Linked DNA regions of Homo sapiens: region 2 is linked to region 1. The links are chromatin loops, found by intact Hi-C in ENCODE. Cell type or tissue: heart right ventricle. All regions are shown on one strand. Links, peaks and the distances in the headings refer to the core of each region. The heading gives the core; the rest is flanking DNA.

Region 1 (2,918 bases), core at 213-2,712:
AAATAATACAGGTGCCAACATACTCTGAATTACATCACAGGGTCTTTCAACAGCCTCATTCTAATAACAACAAGAGCACTTCACACTTGGCGAGTTCACTGCATCCAAATAGCTTGAAGCTTGGGCAAACTAATTTTGTACACTAACCTGTTGCTTCTCTGCCTCTGAAATGGAGCCTGGTAGAGGGTAAGTCTGTCTACTCATGATTGAGTATGTTCCTGTTTGTGAGAATCAGGAGGTGGGAATCAAAACGCCCGGATCATAACTCCCAGGGAACAAATCCTTCTTGGGCACTGGAGGCATACTGTATTTTTAATGAAGAAAGACATGGCAGGGTGTTTTACAAGTTACTAAATGTGTGCTCCTTTGTTCCTCCTAATATATTTTTTTCACCATCGTCAGTTGGTTTGTTTTTTTTTTTTAAAGAAAATCAAAGTACATGTCTTGCCTGAATGATTTCCCCCTTTATGTTGCATTTTCCTGTTTGAATGGAGGATCCAGGCTGCTACCAGGGAACTGGTCTATGCCTTACCAAAGTGTGCAAATGGTCCCGGTAACGGTGCAGCTGTGGAGGGGAAGAGGAAGCAGTGAGCAGGCTCACCCTCATCTGTGGGCGCCTGCAAATCACCTGCTCTACTCTTGTTATTACTTTTTCGTCCATGCCTTTTCAAGTCTGTTAATTTGGAAGAAGCGTCAGTTCCTCTGCACTTCCCATATTTGTGAGAATACCTCAGCTATGAGCTGGACTTCCTGTCTCTTTCTCTGAATTCTGAGATCCAACATTTAGAAAGGAAGTGACTTGTAAATACCCCTTGCAAATCCTCTTCCTCTCTACTGACCAATTCTGTTTCAAAAATATATAAATCAATGTGTATGTGTGTGTGTGTGCATGCATGTGCTGAGGTGTGTGTATTTCAAGTAACCATATCCTTGAATATCACTGTTCATGCTGAATGGAGACAGGGAGAGCTGGGGACTGACTGAAGAAATGGAGAAGGCCATGCTTGATTCTGCAGAACATGGCAGGAACCTGGATGACAGGATCAATCTTCCTGTAAGTGATGAAACAGTGAAAGGAAGTGGGAAATTATCCAGAGACATGCCGTAATCCTTTTGACCTCAAAGGAACATCTAATTCAAAACTATGTTAAATCCATTCTCCAAGAACAGCTGTCACCACAGAGCTGCAAAACTTGTTAGGTACAATCTACCAGTGCTTTGACAGAATGCCCAGGTGGAAGTCAATAAAACAAGGTCCTCCCTTTCCCTTGAGATTAATATACTCTAGAGAGTCAAGCTTCTCTGGAAGCTTGGCCCAGGTCTACCAGGCTGCCTTTCCTGGAGTCTCCTCACAGCAGTTTGGTGATACCATTTTCTTCTAAGGCTGTACCATGTTCCCTAATGGATCTGATCAATTCCTAAAACAAGAAGAATGCATTTTTAATGAGTTTTCTTCATTAACTTGATAGCTGTTGGGGGCCAAATTGTGCTCCCTCCTAAATTCATATGTTGAGGCCCTGACCCCTAGTATGTGACCTCAGAATGTGACTCTATTTGGAGAAAGGGCCTTGAAAGAGATGATTAAGGTTAAATGGGGTCATAAGGGTGAGGGATAATCCAATATGACTGGTGTCTTTATAGAAGAGATTAGGGCCAGGCACAGTGGCTCAACCCAGCATTTTGGGAGGCCAAGGAGTGAGATCACTTGAGCCCAGGAGTATGAGACCAGCCTGGATAACGTAGCGAGACTCTGTCACTACAAAAAATTAAAAAATAAAGAAATTAGCTAAGGTGGTGTCATACCCCTGTGGTCCCAGCTACACAGAAGGCTGAGGTGGGAGGTTCACTTGAGCCCAGGAGATCAAGGCTGCAGAGAGCTGAGATCACACCACTGCACCCAAACCCGGGTGACAGAGACAGATCCTGACTCAAAACCAAAAACAAAAACAACAAAAAAAGAGAAGGAGACTAAGGCACAGACACCCACAGACTAAGGGACAACTATGTGGGAGGATGAGGTGAGAACGTGGCCATCTACAAGCCAAGGAGCAAGACCTCAGGAAAAATCAACCTTACCAGTACCTCAGTCTTGGACCTCCAGCCTCCAAAACTGTGAGAAAATAAATTTCTATTGTTTAAGCTACCCAGTAGTATTTTGTTATGGCAGCCTTAGCCAACCAATACATCAGCTATGGACTATCCAAGGTGATTTTCTTCATTACTATCTATAAGAAAATCCTGGTTTTCAGTAACACACATATTCCTTCTTTGGGAGGTCAATTTCTTTAATCCCAAATAGTTATCAACACAAGTTTGTACTTTAGGTTCTTGTCTTCCTTTCAGTTTGGACACAGGATATCATATGTTGCTCTTCAATAACCTGACAGTAGGGTAGGAATTATTTTTACTATTTTCTAAGTGAAGAAACTGACTCAATGGCATGATTTACCCAGGGCACATGAATTTATAACCAAGTCTTTCAATACCGCTTTCCCTGCTGCTTCTCCAACATTCCACTCCTTCTTCTTTTTCCCTAGCATTAGAATATACCCAAGTTTGGGTGTTTTTCCATCTCAATTGTTTTTGAAACTTGTTTCTCATCTTTCTGTATTCTGTTGGATTACTTTTTTTTGTTTCTCTTAATTTTAGACATTTGTGTTATCTTTGTCATGGATTTCTTAGAAGACACCCTACACTATTTTTCACTCTGCCTTCTTTAGGACAAGTTCCAGGAGAGATTTTTTTATCCAGTTAGTTTCCTAAGAAGCTCAACCTATACCTAGAGAACCTTTTAGGAAACCCTTTCCCTGCAACTGTGGATCCTGAACTTTGTAGGAAGCTGAATACTCATGGAATGCCAAACTTAAGGGCCTTTGGCATCTTTACCCTTTAGAGTAATTATGCTACTGTCTTTGGAC
Region 2 (2,918 bases), core at 331-2,830, 51 kb after region 1:
CTCTTTGGATTTGCAGCAACGGGGTCGTGGGACTTTGTGTGCTAAAATTTGAGTGAAGGTTTTGACATTTTAAGTGCTCTTGGGACACAGTGAGAGCTCACGGCCAATTTGCCTGACAGCCTAGCCTCACAGGCTAGTCACCTGATGACCTCTGGAGCCAGTGCTGTTCCATATTCTGCATGATCTCTTTCCAAGGAGACATCATCCTTTGTGCTTTTATCAGATGGGAACAATTTAAAATGTTTTGGTTGTATGTCTACCTTGGGTTTTTCTGTAGGAAACTTGGTTTCTGATCGGATATTGCTAAAGTATGCATGCTGGGAGATAGGGGAACAGGTATGAAGCTTTTTCAGGCATGACAAATCCCTCCTACAAAATATATTTATGATGGCTTTAAAAGCCAGGTTTTTGTTTGTTTGTTTTGAGACAGGGTCTCATTCCAGTTGCCCAGGCTGGAGTGCAGTGGCATAATCTCAGCTCACTGCAGCCTTGGCCTCTGGGGCTCAGGTGATCCTCCCACCTCAGCCTCTTGAGTAGCTGGGGCTACAGGCACGCACCACCACACCTGGCTAATTTTTTGTATTTTTAGTAGAGATGGGGTTTTGCCATATTGCCCTGGCTAATTTCGAACTCCTGGGCTCAAGCAATCTGCCTGCCTCAGCCTCCCAAAGTGATGGGATTACAGGCATGAGCCATTGCGCCCAGCCTACAAGCCAATTTTTTAGAACCTTCATTTCTTAGATAAATGAGGATGAAACAAACCTATTCCTCAGCAAAGGTATGCTATCAGGGTGGGGGAGTGGAAGGCATGGGGGAAACAGGCCCAACGTGAGTAACATCTACATCCCTTGCATGTTTACTTTTATACCAAGCATAGCTTCACTTTAGAGGTATGCACTAAAATTACCAGCCAGAAAAACCTTTTCAAAACTGGACAACGGAGTCTCTCTTTGGATAACATGATGTGGGCACCACAGATAATGGAAAAAATTACCAACATAGGCCCTCTGATTAGTGTTACAAATAGGGTCCCCTGGGGGCCTACCCTTGTCTGCTCTTGAGATTAAATGCTGTTTTGGGCCAAGCACGGTGGCTCATGCCTGTAATCCCAGCACTTTGGGAGGACAAGGTGGGTGGATCACCTGAGGTCAGGAGTTCAAGACCAGCCTGGCCAACATGGCAAAATCCCGTCTCTATTAAAAATACAAAAAAATTAGCCAGGCATGGTGGTGCATGCCTGTAATTCCAGCTACTCGAGAGGCTGAGGCCGGAGAATCACTTGAACCTGGGAGGCGGAGGTTGCAGTGAGCCGAGATCTCACCACTGCACTCCAGCCTGGGTGACAGAGCGAGATTCCGTCTCAAATAAATAAACAAACAAACAAATAAATAAATAAAATGCAGCTTTGAGGTACAACACTCATCACATGTCTCTCTGTCCTAAATGATGTATTTTCCTTTCACCTTCCTCTTTGATTGATTTGTTTTCAGGTAATAAAGTTAATAGAGCTTTCTGGAGAGGATTTCACAGTTGGTGGTGGAGAAGACTTAGCTACTTTAAATGACAATGAGATTATTTTGTAAAGCTCTTTGGAAAGGGTACAAAGGCACTTATAAATGTATCCATTATAAACCCCCTGAAAGATAGCAAAACTGCAAAGGCTGCTGGTTTTCAGCTGAGACGCCAGCGGTCACCCTGGATTTTTTTTTTAAACAAAAAATCATTTGAGTATCATAGGCTCTGGACTTTGCTTTTGAACTAGATAATCTTTGTGCCATCCTGCAGAAAAACAGCCACATTATTATTTAACATATGTTGCCCTCTAGCAGACACCTCAGTATTGCAAGCATTTTATTCAGAAATTGTTTTTACTTACCAGCTCTCTGGCAAGTTCACAGAAAAGCTAGACTTTCTCACCAGCTAAGATAAAGGATATGCAATATTTTTAAAAGTGTATTTTCCTCTGGGGATTCTTTTCCAAAGTAAGATATGGTGTGATATATATTCTAATTCTCTTTCTTTCTTTTTTTTTGGAAGACACAAAACCCCAATGTTGATTTCTGAAACACAAAGCCCCCAATGTCGATTTCTGCAGAAACTAGAAGAAACACAGAAAATTGAAACGAACCTACAAAGAGTTTGGAAATCACATATGGCCATGAGATCTATGGCTAGGCAGAATCCACAACATGGGAAGTCAGGAAATGAAAGGTAGTGAGCCTTCTAAGTCAACAGGGATTTCCTGAGCACCAGTTTTGCACAGCTTTGTTAAGTGTTGTAGGGGATTGGCTTGCAAACTGTTTGTGAGGTTGTGATTGGACACCTTGGGGACTGTTCCTCACCATCTCCATGCAGCCCCTTTGCCAGCCAAACTGAGCTTTCATGCCAGTCAGAAATGGTGTTTCCCTCTGAGCTCCTATGCCACTTTGCCACCCTTGGGATGCCTGCCACATGACACCATGCGCCACAGTTCTATGTGTACATGTCCCATCTTCCCATCTCTAAGGTTCCCAGAGACTCACTTGCTGAACTGCCATAGTGCAGCAGAGCCAGCCAGATCTGATTCAGATCCAGGCTTTGCCACTTAACCTGTCTTTGCACCTTAGTTTTCTCATCTGCAAAATGGGAAAATGCCCATCTTCATGACTATGTGGAAGATTAGAGAATGGCCTGCTCATAGTGGGCATCCAGTAGACGGCGGCTATTACTGACAAAAGGGGACTTCTGTCAATAATAATATGTACGTGCTCATGGTGCTGATGAACAAAGCTGCAACTGGATCCTTGGTTACTGTTTCCTAATTTACTTAAAGAGGAAAAAGTTGAAGGTATTTATTTTCACTTGGTAAAGCCTGTTTGTTTTTCTTAGCAATACATTTTCCTAGAGAAAAAAAGAATTTGATCAAGCAGATTTTCTTT

Evidence for each region. Hi-C counts contacts between places; a loop is a spot of excess contacts. Peaks named below come from ENCODE experiments on the same cell type or tissue, not always from the same donor. Only the 100,000 strongest peaks of a DNase experiment are listed, where the experiment ranks them.
Region 2: it touches region 1 in a loop (2.3-fold over the local background); 8 of 110 quality-filtered maps call a loop at or near these places.

The regions. Positions count from the first base shown.
Region 1 is chr6:12,960,959-12,963,876 of GRCh38, reverse strand. The region is part of intron 4 of PHACTR1 (phosphatase and actin regulator 1); the gene reads right to left. LOC124901262 (a long non-coding RNA gene) reads left to right here and starts at 99. Exons shown (of 2, transcript XR_007059459.1): 1 at 99-186; 2 at 964-2,918. In heart right ventricle, for the core only: no CTCF peak of the experiment used is centred there; no DNase peak of the experiment used is centred there; H3K4me3 peaks cover 789 bases; H3K27ac peaks cover 2,500 bases.
Region 2 is chr6:12,910,460-12,913,377 of GRCh38, reverse strand. The region is part of intron 4 of PHACTR1 (phosphatase and actin regulator 1); the gene reads right to left. Among named protein-coding and RNA genes, the nearest start is that of PHACTR1, 200 kb to the right of the region's middle. In heart right ventricle, for the core only: a CTCF peak has its summit at 1,832; no DNase peak of the experiment used is centred there.